Linked DNA regions of Homo sapiens: region 1 is linked to region 2. A link is an interaction called in ENCODE POLR2A ChIA-PET data of the cell type or tissue named here. Cell type or tissue: B cell. All regions are shown on one strand. Links, peaks and the distances in the headings refer to the core of each region. The heading gives the core; the rest is flanking DNA.

Region 1 (8,238 bases), core at 1,388-5,387, 990 kb before region 2:
TGAACCAGGGAGTCAGAGGTTGCAGTGAGCCGAGATCGCGCCACTGCATTCCAGCATGGCGACAGAGTGAGACTCCATCTCAAAAAAAAAAAAAAAAATCCTACAATCTAAGGCTACAGGGAGAGGATCTGTTGAGCTCAGGAATGCAAGGTCAGCCCGGGCAACATAGCAAAATCTCCATCTCTTAAAAAAAAAACTCACAGTCTAACGCAAAACGGAGACATAAACCCAAGTTAAACACAAGGCAATGTAGTAAGTGTTATGAATGAAGAATGCACAGAATGCTAGAGGAGCACAGAAAAAGTTCATAAAGCAAGGACTACAAGTACCAAGTAAGGTTTCCCAAAGTAGGAAGTACCAGAGGCAGATTATTAAAGAAATCAATGAGGTCATAAAGTATAAGGTATTGTAGGCATATATAAAGCACAGACCACGCTGTAAGTCACTCACTACAGCTAGGCTAGGGAATATGTGAGAGAGAGTAGTAACAAATACGAAAACTAGAAAAGTAAGCAAAGACAAGATCATCAAGGGCCTTACACATAATGCTAAGAAATTTGCATCTTATTTAAAAGTAATAGGAAGCAGCAAGATATCTTAGGAAGTACACAGGTTTAGGTATTCCAATGGCCTCAATCTGTCACTTACTTGACCTTCATCAAATCTGCCTCTCTAAGCTTCAATTTCCTCAACTGTGAAGTAGAAATAATATCAACTTTACCAGGATTGTTACAAGAAGAAATGAGTTAGTTCACGTAAATCTCCTTGCATAGGGGTCAGTCAATAAGCTGCATCCAGACTGATTTGGCAGCAAAGAATGGTTTTTACATTTTTAAAGGATTGTGAAAAAAGAATTACAACAAAAATTAAAGGATTGTTAAAAAACAAAAAAATTACAGCAAAAAAGAATATGCAACAGAGATCTTGCATGACCCAAAAAGCCAAAATATTTACATCTGTCCCTTCATAGAAAAAAGCTTGCTAGGCCTGGCGAGGTGGCTCATTCCTGTAATCCCAACACTTTGGGAGGCTGAGGCAGGTGGATCATTTGAGGTCAGGAGTTCGAGACCAGCCTGGCCAACGTGGTGAAACCCCATCTCCACTAAAAATACAAAAATTAGCCGGGTGTGGTGGTGTGCGCCTGTAATCCCAGCTTCTCGGGAGGCTGAGGCAGGAGAATCGCTTGAACCTGGGAGGTGGAGGTTGCAGTGAGCTGAGATCGTGCCACTGCACTCCAGCCTGGGTGAGAGTGGGACTCTGCCATCTCAAAAAAAAAAAAAAAAAAAGAGAAGAGAAAAGAAGAGAAGCTTGCTGTCTCCTATCCTAGCCCACAGTAGGTAACCAGAAAACAGTAACTATTATTATTAAAGGACTGTAAGCAGAGAATTTAAGCAATGTGGGATGAATTTTACAAGGATTTCTCTGGTGACAATGTGTACAAAGGAAAAGATGTTAAAGGAGATATAATGGAAGTTGTAGACTAGCAAGGAAGATATTACAGTAGTCTATTAATTTTTTCCCTGCCTTTTTTCTCATCATAAAGGCAAGAGCAACATCTATCTCCTCTCTTACTTATCCCTGTAGTTTAAAATCCATATGTACTCTGTATGTCATAGCACTTAATGTTAGTCACTTAGCATATTCTGCCTTCACCTGTTTACTAGATCCAGACTTAAACATCCTATAAATGTAAGCATTATAGTATAAGAGTGTTTTAAATTCAAATAGATCTGGTTGTAATCTTGGGCACGTTAATTAACTTCTTTCCTAATAAGAAACAGTAATAGTGTACGTGTATTGTTTTTTAGTTTGGTTTTTTACTACAGATGTGCCAGGTAGTGTCCTAAATACTTTACAGGACTACATCATTTAATCCTCACAAAACTCTACGAGATAAGGAATATTATCTCCCTATTACAGATGAGAAAACTGAAGCATAGAGAAGTTAAATGAGTTTCCGTAGAGCTGGAAAGTGGAGGACCCAAGGCTCACTTTCTTAACCAGCTTCAGAATGAGAATCATACTGCCTCTCTCATAGGATTTTCATGAAGAATAATTTAGATTACACATTTAAAGGGAAGGAGGGGAGTGGCTTTTCACATTCCTTGGTACTCAGTAGTCAAAAAAATATTAGCTCCATTCCCTGGTAGAAAGATTATTCTACATTTCTTTTTATTCCCCAGAACCCTGAATACAATAGTCTATAACAAATAGAAGCTTAATAAATATTAATTAACAGGTTATATTTTGGTGATTCAAATTCTGACAGTGTTTCAAGGCTACCATTCTGTATATAACTCACATTATGTTGTTTCATAAAATTATATGTAGATATTGCAGAAGATTGTACTAAATATGAACCTATAGAAGAATATACCCTGTTAAGTAATTTCTGAGTTTTGCTTTGTTAAATATGATAAACATTATGATCAGAAAGCAATGGATATATGAGATTCCAACAAAGTCTTTGTATAGAGAGACATTAAGGTTGGGATATACTAAATTTAGTTCTATTCTTTTAGCAGTATTTGTAGCTGGTATTATGTAACTCTAATTTATGTTACTCATTTAGGAAATCTATTTAAGTAATATGGGAAAGAGAAAAATAGAGTTTAAACTTTAAGATTAGAGAGGGAGGTTCTCTCTGCAAAAGATGAATATAAGGAACATAAAGTGTTTTAATCTCTATTTTGTGTCACCAATTTCAATTGTTAATAAATGAAAACAATATTTGAAAGCCCCAAATTACCAGGCATCTATTCAGTACAAATGACGAGTTTCTCATTTGTCTTATTTATTAGACTACTTATTTCTTTAAAAATAATAATAAATTGTATCTGTATCAAAATTTTAAAGCGGACTAAAAATAATGAAAACTAATAAACCTGTTACAAAACAAAAATTCTATTACCACTTTCCAATTTCACCTGTTAACAGGAATATTCTTAGCTAAACTCAAAGTTATCTTAACTTCTGAGAACTATACATGAAAGACAAAAATAAAAATTTTTAAAAATATTTATCTGATCAGAATGTGGATGCATGGGAACACAATTAAAATTTCAAAAAGTAAACAAAGGGTAATCACCACATCAAAGTGAAACACAACTTTACCTTACTGAGCAAAGTTTCATATGAAATTTGTTAAATTTTTTAGAAAATTATAAAGAAAACTTGTAAAAACAAAGCCATTGATGCTGAAATGTTTAGGGTGGGAGAATGTCAGCTGACAGCTAGATTCAAAGTACATTAAACTAAACATAAAATTTTTTATTAACCATACCCCCAATATGGCAAAGGTTTGCTTACTTTTTAAATTTTTTAATTGGCACATAATTGTATATATATATGGGATACACAGTGATGTTTCCATACATACAATGTGTAGCGATCAGATCAAGGTAATCAGCATATCCATCATCTCAAACATGTATCATTTCTTTGCATTTGGAACATTCAATATTTTCCTCCTAGCTATTTGAAACTACATAATAATATTGTTAACTATAGTCATCCTACAGTGCTACAGAACACTAGAACTTACTCCCCCATCTAGCTATAATTTTGTACCCTTTAACAATCTCTCTCCCTAGCCCTCTTCCCCCTACCCTTTCCAGCCTCTAGAATCCTCTTTTCTACTTTTTACTTCTAAGAGATCGACTTTTTTTGGCTTCCACCTAGAAGTGAGAATACGTGGTGTTTTACCTTTCTGTTCCTGGCTTATTCCACTTAACACAGTGTCCTCTAGTTCCATCCAAGTTGCCAAGAATGACAGGATTCCATTCTTTTTGAAGACGGATTTCATTCTTTATGGCTGAAGTATTCCACTGTGTTCACTTCTTTGTAAGTCCATGGTTGGCACTTCATTTATGATTTAGTATCTTCTCTGATGCCCTCCAAACCTAGCTATCAAGCTATTCAGTAAGAAATTCTCCACACAATTTTTAGTATTTTTCAAAAGAAAGGATACTTCCACTGCTCAAAAAATCTTAATTATACAGATCAGTAAAAGATTAAGTGCTCTCCAAATGTGCATGTGGACTGATGGGAAGATGATTAAAGATCAAGAAAGGGTCGGGCGCGGTGGCTCACACCTGTAATCCCAGCACTTTGGGCAGCTGAGGCGGGCAGATCACAAGGTCAGGAGTTCGAGACCAGCCTGGCCAACATAGTGATCTCTACTAAAAGTACAAAATCCCGTCTCTACTAAAAGTACAAAAATTAGCCTGTAGTCCCAGCTTCTCAAGAGGCTGAGGCAGGAGAATCACTTGAACCTGGGAGGCGGAGGTTGCAGTGAGCTGAGATCAGGCCACTGCACTCCAGACTGGGCGATAGAGCAAGACTCCGTCTCAAAACAAAAACAAGAAAGGAATGGGGAAGAAAGGGAGAGGGAAAAAGAGGAAAATCTAGCCCCTCTTCCTCCAGCAAGATAAGCATTATTATCTGCCCCTTATTACCTGACATAGCATCTTTATTTTTCTAATCCACATTTCACAATTCTCTCAAAACTCAATCCTAACACTCTCTCACAAACACACACACTCACACAAACAAACACTCAACAATCTAGGAAATGAACTTCCTCAACCTGATAAAGGCTATTAATGAAAAACTTATAGCTCACTACTTTCCGCACACTGCCTGCCTATGGGCTAGCCTTTCTCCGCAAGGAGCAGTTTAAAAAAAAAAAAAAAAAAAATCACAGCTAACATCTACTTAATGGCAGAAGATGGAATGTTTTCCCCCTAAGACTGGGAACAAGACAAGGATTGCTGCAACTCAAGTGACTTCTCTTGACATTTCTTTTCAGTAATGTTCTGGAGGTTCTATCCAGGGCAATTAAGCAAGAAAAGGAACTAAAATGCATCCATATTGGAAAAGCAGAATTGAAACTTCATTTGTTTGCAGGTGACATGATATTTGTATGTAGAAAATCTTATGGAATCCACTTAAAAACTATTAGAACTGGCCGGGTGCAGTGACTCACACCTGTAATCCCTGCACTTTGGGAGGCTGAGGCAGGTGGATCACGAGGTCGGCAAGACCAGCCTGGCCAACACAGTGAAACCCCATCTCTACTAAAAATACAGAAATTAGCCAGGCATGGTGGCAGGCACCTGTAATCCCAGCTGCTCAGGAAGCTGAGGCTGGAGAATCACTTGAACCCAGGAGGCAGAGGTTGTAGTGAGCCAAGACAGTGCCATTGCACTCCAGCCTGGGCGACAGAGTGAGACTCCATCTCAAAAAAAAAAGAAAAAAAAAACTATTAGAACTAAGAAATTCAGCAAGGTTGGAGGATACGAGATCAACAAACATAAATCAAGTGTATTTTTATGCACTTGTCATGCAAAAACCCCCCAAATTTTTTTTAATTCCATTTACAATATCATCTGGAAGAATAAAATACTTGGGAAGAAATGCAGCAACAGAAGTATGAAACTTATATTCTGAAAACTATGAAACACTGTTGACACTTAAAGACGATCTAAATAAATAGAAAAACATCCCATGTTCATGGACAGGAAGCCCTAATATTCAGATGGCAATGGTCCCAAAATTGATGTACAGATTTAACACAATCCCCATCAAAATTCCAGCTGACTTCTTTGCAGAAACTGACAAGCTGATCCTAAAATTGATATGGAAACACAAGAGATTCAAATAGCCAAAACAATCTTGAAAAAGAAAAAAAGAGTTTTTCATTTTTTCTTCTCAAAAGGAAAAACTTTGAGAGGTTTGAGGACTCAGACCTCTCAATTACAAAGCTACAGTAGTCAAGACCATACTAGTATAAGGATAAACATATAAATCAATGAAATAGAATTAAAAGTCCAGAAATAAATCCTCCACACTTACAGTTAATTAATTTTGGACAGGGGTGATGATACAATTCAATGGAGAAAGAACAGTCTTTTCAATAAATGGTACTGGGGCAACTAAGTACCCACAGGCAAAGAGATATTAGACTTCTACAACAGACCATGTACAGAAATTAATTCAAAATGGATCAAAGATCTAAATGTAAGAGTTAAGGCTATAAAACTCTCAGGACAAAACAGGGAAGTAAATATCTGTGGCCTTAGATTAGATATATTAGATAGATTAGAAATAGATTAGATATAGATTAGAAATAGATATATTAGATAGATTAGCTAGATTAGAAACAAGAAGTCATTATTTCTTAGATACGACACCAAAAGCACAGCAAAAATAATAACAAGAATTTCACTTCATCAAGCTAAAAACGTTTGTGCCTCAAATGACACCATCAGGAAAATGAAAAGACAACTCACAAAATGGAGGAAAATATTTGCAAATCATATATAAGGGACACATCTAGAGTATAAAAAAGACTCTTACAACTCAATAATTAAAAAACTCATTATAAAAATGGGCAAAGAATTTGAGTCTTTTCACACACTTCTCTCCAAAGAGGATATACAAATGTCCAACAGCACATAAAAAGCATCATTAGCCATCAGGGAAATGCAAATCAAAACCAGGATCAAATCACACCTGCTAGAAGAACTATGATGAAAAAAGGAGATAATAACAATTGTTGGCATGAAGTGGATAAATTAGAGCTCTCATACACTGCTGATGGAAATGTAAAATACTGCGACTGCTTTGGAAAGCAGTCTAGAAGTTCCTCAAAAGTTTAAACACAAAGTGGTATATGTTCCAGCAATTCCACTCTTAGGTACACACCCAAAAGAATTCAAAACATACATACATAAGAACTTGTACATGAATGTTCACAGCGGCATGATTTATAATGATAGCCAAAAAGTCTATGTCCATCAGCTCATGAATAAGATAAATGTGGTGTATTCTTATGCTGACATACTATTCAGCCATTACAAGAATGAAATACTTGCTATGACACGGATGAACCGTGAAAACACGGTAAGTGAAATATGCTTATCATAAACGACCATATATTAAGATTGCATTTGTACAAAATGTCCAAAATTGGCCAAATCTATAGAGAAAGGAAGTAGTAATTGCCTAGAACTAGGGGCATAAGAGAATGAAGGGTGACTCTTGAAAGATACAGGATTTATATTTTAGGTAATGAAAATGTTCTAAAATTAACTATGGTGATGGTTGCACAATTGTTAATATACTAAAAACTACTGAGTTGTACAATTTAAATGGATACTTCTAAGGTATCTAAATTATACCTCATAAAAGTTGTCCAAAAAAAAGCAACCCTTTAAGTAATTCCTGACCCAATTGACATTCCATTTTATGTCTCAGAATGTCTATAAACAGTTTATATCATATTGACTTGCACTAGTTCATTTGTTTTGAAATAACTAAATTACATGCTTTATTTCCCTTACTCACAAACTATAAGCCTCTACATCTTTCATACTTCTCTTTAGAACTGGGTACAATAATAGGTGCACAGTGGGTCCTCAGATTAGGTTTTCAATTTTCAAGATGCAAGATGTTAGAGAAGTATTTACCATGGAGAAGTTAACCAGACTATTCCAAAATCTTCCCTTTGGGAAATAAAGAGATTATATATAACTCCCCAGAGATCCCTAACCAAACTCTTAGAATAAAAAATAAGTAAAGGTGACACAGAGCTGAAGTTTCACATTATAATAAACCTGCACAATCATAGAATAAATTGTGATTCAATTAAAGTTGTCCAGTGATAAAATACCATTTACTGTATTAGAGGTCCAGTGTCAGTGCAGTTAGTAAAAGAAAGTTGTAGTATTTTCATCACAAAGCATGAGCACAAATTAATAATTAAGCCTCTGTTGTTTACTTGATGATTTTATTGGTCTTTCTGGGTTAAGGCTCACATGTATTAATTTTAATAACTTTAGAATTATAAAAACTGCAGCAACAAACAAGAGAATATGGTAAGGTCCACCTAAATGAGATTTCCCTCAAAGTATAAAGTAATCTTCATCACCTATCCCAATAACAGAGGAAGAAAATTCAAAAAATGTGTTTCCTATGAAACTATACCCAGAAACTGAAATTCAGAGTTTTGTCCTACTGATCTGAACTGATTTCAAAATACAAAGAGAAATAACTCAAACTGCCAGAACTCATTAAAGCACAATGACAATCAATAACTGGATACTACAGGAGAGACCCACTAAAGGTTACAGAATCCAACTGTAATGTTCTCTGAAAAATTTATATCTTTAAATAGTTACAGAAACTCACTTGTCATTTAAGCCCCTCAGTGATGAGAGCTTCCCCCTCCCACTC
Region 2 (8,238 bases), core at 1,946-5,945:
TTGTTAATGGCCTTCAGATGGATTATTAGTAGCTAAGAGGAATAATGCAAAGATTCTTAAATTTCATCTAGGGTCCTTTATTGAACAGATTCCTTGACTTGAATCCCAGAGATTCAATTCCAGGTTTAGGAAAAGGTCCAGAAAACTTCAGGTTTAATAAATACTCTAGGTAATTCGGTAGTATTGGGATTTTGGTTGGCATTGTATGAAAACTAGATATTAATTTGGAGGGATTGGCATATTGAAAGTATTAAGTAGTGCTTTCCAGAAATATAGTGTGTCTTATCATTTTTATTAAGTTTTAAAAGTTTCTCTCAGTAAAGTTATTCTTCATTTAGGTCTTGCAGCTTTATAAGCTTGTCACATATGTTTTATGTTTTTTTTGTAAATGGGTTGACCTTTCAGCAATGTGAGAAAGTTTTCTGTTGATTATCTTGAAGATAATTTGTCTTTGATTAGGAATGTGTTCTTTTTTATTTTAGAGATAGGGTCTTACTCTGTTGCCTAGGCTGGAGTGCATTGGCATGATCATAGAGCTCTCTGCAGCCTCAAACTCCTGGGCTCAATTGAGGGATACTTCCTCCTCATTTGGGACCACAGGTGTGTGCCACCACGCCTGACTAATTTTAAAAATTTTTGTAGCAATGGGGGGTCTCACTTCGTTGCCCAGACACGCTTCAAACTCCTGGCTTCAAGCAGTCCTCCTCCCTTGGCCTCCCAAAGTGTTGGTATTACAGGCATGAGCCACTGCATTTGGCGGGAATGCATTATAATAAGCTTATCACTTAGGCCTAAGAATCAAAAAGACAGATCCTACCTAGGAAAGTCTTGGAGTTTGGTATGTTTTTAATGAACTAGTTTCCTCAAGTGCCAGTAAGTCAGGTCCATAGAGAAAGCCATACTCAAGTCATAAAGGTGAGTGTTGCAAGAAATTATATAAGATTTTGGTTGAAAGAAGCGAGAAATGGAGATACCTGCTGGATGCCTGTGAGAAACCTAAGTGTTTCAGAGGTGGGTCGAAGGGGACAGCCTGATTAGGAAAAGTTATAGAAATACATATGTAGTCTCATCAAGGGAGAACATAACTGGTTTTCTTTTCTTAGCTTCCTTTCTGTAGCATAAAAACAAATTATTTTACTCTGAAAACAATTTGTTCTTAGAAAAACTATGATCATGTGTTCTCAAAGGAATGACTGTTAACGGTAGTCTTCCAGCATATCACTTTAGGATGGGCAGTATTCTTTAGGGAAACTCCAACGGATACTTGGAATTCTGACTTGAGAATTTCACTGTAATCATCATTAACCCAAAAGTACACATAACTACTGTCCTTTTAAGTGAAATATATTTTAATATAAACCTAAATGTTTATAAAGATTTACAATATCACTGCCTTCTTCCTTTTGCTGTTGAGAAGTTGATAGTTACTCCAGTTGCTTTCGTGGGTGATTTCACATTGAGGCTAAGTGCTGAATGAGAGAATACAAGCTGAGAGAATTAAAATCTGGGTATCAGTGCTTTTAAGACAAACCTTGTTCTTTTTATGGCACTTACTTTGTCTGAAATTTTAAATGTCTTTCTAGACCGTGCTGACACACATGGAAATATCCATAATAACATTATCAAATTATTTTATTTTGAGATTTTATTAGAAACTTCTAATTGTCTAGAGAACTTTCTACTCCACAGACAAATTAATATGCTCAACATTTCTGAAAAGACAGGGCAACAGTGCCGTTCTAATTTTTACAAGAAGGAATCTGAGGCCAGGTTCCCTTAGAAGCCAATTTACATTGACAGTTTAAAGAAGTGGACATACAAACATATATAGGACCAGAATTAGGAAAAAGTTCTGTTTGCTACATATTTCAATAAAGATATTAAAAAATAACTTGATTGTCCGTTTTTTTTTTGAGAATATCATGAAAGTTCTGTAGACCCTTTCCCCAGAAAAATTTGCATATAAAACCTACATATGGTTTCAGATGGTGCATAGACTTTATGTAAATACCCTTGCATTATATTCGTTGATTTCTTATAATGTTTACAATTTGAAATTGGCATACAGGTTTTGTATTTTAGTTACTTAAATGTTTTTCATAGTGGTTATAGGTATTTATAATCAGCATGAAAATATTAGAAAGTGAAAGTGTATAAGAATTTGTGTTTTTAGCTTACATACAAATGGAGATCCTGCTGTGGATTCAAATGTGTGTATTTGTGTATGTAATTAGAGTTTTACATCCAAGTTTTATCTTAGTATGATTTGGCTTTTGTATCAAAAGTACGTAAGATGTTTGTAAGGCTGTGTCTAGACTTATCTCTGAGTATCAGAATAATCTGACTAAATCTTGCTTACTCATGTGCTATGGTTACAGTGATATGCTATAAATGGGTTATAGGTGTACCAAGATTTGATTTTTCCTTTCACCCCCTCAGAGTAGCCTGGTTGTGGTTGAAGGTCCCTGCCTGCCAACTCAGGTTGAAAGTAGACTTCATTTACCCAGTGGTCTGGCCAAGTTACTGGAAAACAACAATAATAACTAGGTGGTTTTTCATTAGTAGGATAAATACAGATTTAGTCGATGGAATATTAAGTGCGGGGAATAGTGGAAGTCGGTGAGCAGGATATGCCGTACTCTGACAAGGTTGAGCTGTCTTTGCAAAGGAGAAATTATACAAACTTTTACTCTTTCAATTTGAAAGTCTTGTTTGTCTTCAGTAACATCAAGATAAACCTATTTGAACAATTGTAGAGTGTGCTTTTCTTTGGACTCAGGCAGAATGTATAAATATGTATCTGTTTTCTGGGCCATGGTTTGGGTATCAGGTCTTGAAGTAATAGATAGTGGCTCTATGCTGATACTTTGGCTCTGTGATGAGACTTTTCTCAGTAGTCCTATCCTCCCCTTCTGAAGTAATTACAGAAGGCTGTGTTTACTTGGCACTTGAGATAGTTATACAAAGTGCATGCATAAGCATCAACATGTTAGGGCTAGTATAGTGATACAGGATAGTGGTCAGGAGGAGTTAACAAAGCCCATATGGCACACTCTCTATCTTCTGTGACTTAATTACCATGTTTCCTAACCTACCCATACACATTCAGTAATACAAATTTTGGTGGTCTTTGTTTGCTAGTCTTAGACTGTCCTGTATAGTTTTAATTCTACTTTAATGAGCCGTATACTGGAATGTAGTTATGTCTGTAACTTGTTTAGTGTCAGGTTAATTTCTAGATGTTCCAAAAAATACATTTTTTATTTTGTATTCTGTAATAATTTCATGTTAATACTTTAAATTGGAATAGTTTAAACTACAGCTGTCTTTAAAGCTTGGAGATAGAGCTCTTTTTAATAAAATTAGAATGTGTATTATAAACATCTAAAAAATGGCAAACTCAACTCATGTTAATGGTTTTAGATTGAATTGCTTTGTTTGTATACAAGTGTTTAAATACAATAAATGTAATATTACATTTATTAAGTATCAAATGTAAATACCGAAATTGTATTTCATGTAGAGAAATTTTTAGAGGATGAATACATTTAAACATTTAATAGACCTTTCCTTTCAGTGTATTTCAAAAGTTTTAACAAAGATTTTCTGTTCACCCTAATAGCAGTTGTCTAAAATATTTTTAAGATGGAGGTAGCTTATTCCATAATGCTCAATGAACTTTTCTTCCTTTACTTGTTGTTGGTGTTTTACCTGTTGGTTATTCCCCTGCAGTCTCTCTGTGTAATGGATCTATGCACAAATTACCCATAGCTCTATTTCTGTAAACCAGGCTTCCTTGCTTCTATTGTAGACATGATATCTAACTATTAAAATCTATTTTTAGATTTTTACAAACCTGAATTTCTCACCAAGTCAGCTTCTCTTGTTTGAATAGGTGGCCCAATCCTAGATACTCAAGTGAGAAATGAATTCACTTGCCATGTCTTTTCTGTGAATTATCTTTATTGCCTGGATGGTTGAAGTAGCTGTGTGTGTGTGTGTGTGTGTGTGTGTGTGTGTGTGTGTCATAAGTAACAGAGAAATAACTTTCCATTGTAAGATAAACAGTGTAAGGCAAAAGTTGTTTAACCTTCCCTACCCCTACTCCCCTCTTAACAGTCGCTATGTATTGTTTTGAGACCTTTTTTCTTTATACTGAAATAGCTTTCTAATTTGTCTCCCAATTCTGATCTTGACTCCTTGTCAATCTCTTCAAACGGTGCTTTCTCATTATAGGTTTAATTCTTTTTCTTGCTTTGTTTTGGAATGCTTAAGGTTCTCTTTTCTCCATTTTATTTCTTGCCCTCTGCTATCTGGAAGACATATATACTTTTTCTGTTGTTTTAGTGGTGGTTTATCCCAGTAAGACTAAAGTTATAACTCTGTGCCTCACCTGTGTAAGAACCTTAGAATGCTCTAACTCCTGTCACTGTCTTCTCTCCTCTTGAGAGGATATGCCATTGTTCTTATGATATGACATTGTTTGTGATTTTACATCTATCGTCACTTTTTAAAAAATCTACAGTTTAGAAATTAGGCTTATTTTACAAGCCAGTGTTTAACAGCTATGATCTTTGTGACTCTTTCTTGTATGTTGAGAAAGAAGGTCTTGTATGATCTTCCATCTAGGCTCAATTACTTTCAGTCTGACACTCTCTCCTTTAGTGAAGGCCATTTTTTGTTAGCTTGAGAAGTCTTTATTTTAACTTCATTCTAGAAAGAGTTTTGCTCGATATAGACTTCTCTGCAGATAGTTATTTTCTTTTAGCATTTGAAGGTGTCATTTCACTGCCTTCTTCGTTTTGCTGTTGAGAAGTTGGTAGTTGTGGGCAATTTCACATTGAGGCTAAAGTGCTTTGTGGGTCTAGACTTTATGTGGTGATCCCAGTGTGACCTTCTTACTCTTATGTTGGCCTTTGGCTGTCATCCAGTTTATGGATTGATGCTTTCTTCTTGTTTTTGTCTCGAAAGAATTGTCTTGATCTGCTTCCATGATTATTTTGTCCAGAATTTTAAACACTGCTTTTCCAGGAAAGCTTTTTCTGAACCTGTAATCTGCCACGTTTCTAGGAGCAGAAATTGCAATTTAAATTTTAACATAGTCAAACTTACAAGTTTTCATCTTTTTGATGTTTTTATACCTAAATAAGAAATTATTTTCTACCTTGAAGTTATACATACAGTCTCCTAAATATATGTATTAAGACCTGGAATGTTTATCTTTTAATAGTTATATCTTTAAGTCATCTGAAATTTGTATTTGATGTGTTATGAGGTAAAGATCAAATCCCTCTGACTACCCCAGTTGTTATAGCCAAATGTTTACTGGTTCCTTCCCCAATGATCTCTGATGTCATTTATCAACTTTTTGTAGTTTTTATGTATACACAACTCTGTTTTTGAGCTTGCTCTATTATATTCTATAGTCCTTTGTTTATCTCTGCACCATTATTATATAATCGAATCAGCATTTATAATCTTTTTTTTTTTGTTCTCTTTTTTGTTTTTTTGAGGCAGAGTCTTGCTCTGTTGCCCAGGCTGAAGTGCAATGGCACATTCCTGGCTCACTGCAACCTCCGCCTCCCAGGTTTATGCAGTTCTCCTGCCTCAGCTTTCCAAGTTGCTGGGATTACAGGCGCCTGCCACCACGCCCAGCTAATTTTTGTATTTTTAGTAGAGATGGGGTTTCACCATGTTGGTTAGGCTGGTCTCGACCTCCTGACCTCAAGTGATCCACCCTCCTCGGCCTCCCAAAGTGCTGGGATTGCAGGCGTGAGCCACCACACTGGGCCAGAGTTTATAATCTTGATAATTGTTAAAGTGACTAACCCCACTTCATCTTATTCCTTTAACATTCCTTTATATTTTATATAAAAATATATATACCCCCCTCCTTTTTTGGTAACTTCTTTAATGTCTTTTATTAAAGTTTTATAATTCCCTCATAAAGCTCTCACGTGTCTTCTATTTGATTTAATCCTTGATTTTTAAAAATTGCTATTAAAAATAGTAGCTTTATTTTTGTTTCAGTGTCTCTTGGTTACTTTTTTTGGGGGGGATCAGAGTCTTGCTCTGTCACCCAGGATGTAGTGCAGTGGTGCAACCTCAGCTTACTGCAACCTCTGATTCCCATGCCTCAGCCACCTGAGTAGCTGGGATTACAGATGTGTACCACCACTCCCTGCACATTTTTGTATTTTTAGTAGAGATGGGGTTTCGCCATGTTGTCCAGGCTGGTCTTGAACTCCTGGCTTCCAGTGATCCACCCACCTCAGCCTCCCAAATTGCTGGGATTACAGGTGTGAGCCACCATGCCTGGCTGTTTACTTTTTAATAGGAATGCCATTACTAGAGAATTACTTTCCTGAGCAAATCTGATGAATATCAACCTTTGATTAACATTTTTCTGTTGTTTTCTAATCTCCTGTAGGGTGAGTTATGAACCTAAGAGCATAATATATGATGATCCTTCATGATTAGGATCATGTGTACCTTTTTATCATGCCTCATCTCCCATAACTTCATATTCTGAGATCTGTGCTTCAGTTATATAGAACTAGTTTCAGTCTGGAACTGAATCTCTTATACTCTGATTTTTTAAATTATTGAGACATAATTAACATATCATAAACTTTACCCTTTTAAAGTATAAAACTTAGTGATTTTAGTGTATTTACTTTGTTGTGAAACACCACCACTAATTCTAGAACATTTTCATCAACCCCCAAAGAAACCCGGTAGTCATTAGAACTTACTTTCCATTCCTCCCTCCCCACCCCAAACTCTTGTAATCACTAGTCTATTTTCTGTCTCTATGGATTTGTCTATTCTGGGCATTGCATGTAAATGGAATCATATGATAATGTGGCCTCCTGTGCCTGGCTTCTTTCATTTAGCATGTTTTAAGTTTCATTCATGTTTTAACATGCATTCATTCTTTTTTATGGCTGAATATTCCTTTATATGAATAATACATTTTGTTTATTAATCAGTTAGTGGACATTTAGCTTGTTTTTGCTTTTTGGCTATTATGAACATTTACGTAAAATTTTTTGCGTGGATATATATTTTAGATTGTTCTACACTTGATACCTAGGAGTAGATTTTCTGAGTCATATGGTAGCTTTATGTTTAACTTTTTGAGGACCTACTATATTTTTCCATAATGGTTGCACAATTTTAATTTCCCACCAGCAATTTATGAGGTTTTCCAATTTCTTCATATCCTTGCCAACATGTCTTCTGTCATTTTGATCATAGCCATCTTAGTATGAAGTGGTATCTCATTATGGTTTTGATTCATCAGTCAGGTTCCTAATGACTGATGTTGAGCATCTTTTCATGTGCTTATTGGCCATGTGTGTATCTTTTTTTTTTTTTGGACAAATTTCTATTCTGCTTTTTGTAAAATTGGGTTGTCTTTTTATTGTTCAGGGATAAGCGTTCTTCATAGATTCTGGATACTAGATTTTTATTAGATATAGAATTTGCAAATATCTTCTCCCATTATTTGGATTATCTTTTTGCTTTCTTGATAGTGTCTTCAAAAATTTTAAATTTTGATGAATTTTAATTTATTATTTTTTGGTTGCATATGCTTTTGATATGTTAATGTCAAAAAATCATTGCCTAATCCAAGGTTTGAAGATTTACACCTATGTTTTCCTCCAAGAGTTTTATAATTTTAGCTCTTATTTAGGTCTTTGTTCCATCTGGAGTTAGTTTTTGTATATGATGTGAGTTATAGGTCAAACTTCATTCATTTGCATGTTAATAGCCAGTTGTTCCAGCACCATTTATTGAAAAGGTTAGTCTTTCCTCATTGAATTCTTTTGGCACCCTTGTTGAAAATCAATTGATCATAAAAGTATGGGTGAATTTCTAGGCTCTGAGTTCTTTTCCATGATCTACATAAGTGTTACCTTCTACCAGTACCACACTGTCTTGATTGCTGTAGCTTTGCAGTACATTTTGAAACTGGGAAGTGTGAGTCCTCTAACTTTGCTTTTTTTCAGGTTGTTTTGGCTGTTTTGGGTCCTTTGAATTTTCATATGTATGTTTGGATGAGTTTGTTCAGTTCTGAAAGACAGGGATTTGATAAATAATTTTTGAAGTATTTCAATCCAGTCTTTCAGTCTATGAGTGAGGAATGTCTGTTTATTTAATAGGTCCTTAATTTCTTTCAATGATGTTTTATAGTTTTCAGCATACAAATTTTTATTAAGTTTATTACTAAAT

What was found. ChIA-PET counts read pairs that join two places held together with the same protein. Peaks named below come from ENCODE experiments on the same cell type or tissue, not always from the same donor. Only the 100,000 strongest peaks of a DNase experiment are listed, where the experiment ranks them.
Region 1: POLR2A ChIA-PET joins it to region 2 with 5 read pairs; 2 of 35 experiments call an interaction of 5 or more read pairs at or near these places.

Annotation. Positions count from the first base shown.
Region 1 is chr4:77,807,196-77,815,433 of GRCh38, forward strand. The region is part of intron 1 of CNOT6L (CCR4-NOT transcription complex subunit 6 like); the gene reads right to left. Among named protein-coding and RNA genes, the nearest start is that of CNOT6L, 8.1 kb to the right of the region's middle. In B cell, for the core only: no CTCF peak of the experiment used is centred there; no DNase peak of the experiment used is centred there.
Region 2 is chr4:78,797,358-78,805,595 of GRCh38, forward strand. All of the region lies in intron 1 of BMP2K (BMP2 inducible kinase), which reads left to right. All of the region lies in intron 2 of LOC105377299 (a long non-coding RNA gene), which reads right to left. It overlaps LOC124900722 (a long non-coding RNA gene), which reads left to right. Exons shown (of 2, transcript XR_007058153.1): 2 at 1-1,891. Among named protein-coding and RNA genes, the nearest start is that of BMP2K, 25 kb to the left of the region's middle. In B cell, for the core only: no CTCF peak of the experiment used is centred there; no DNase peak of the experiment used is centred there; H3K27ac peaks cover 3,413 bases.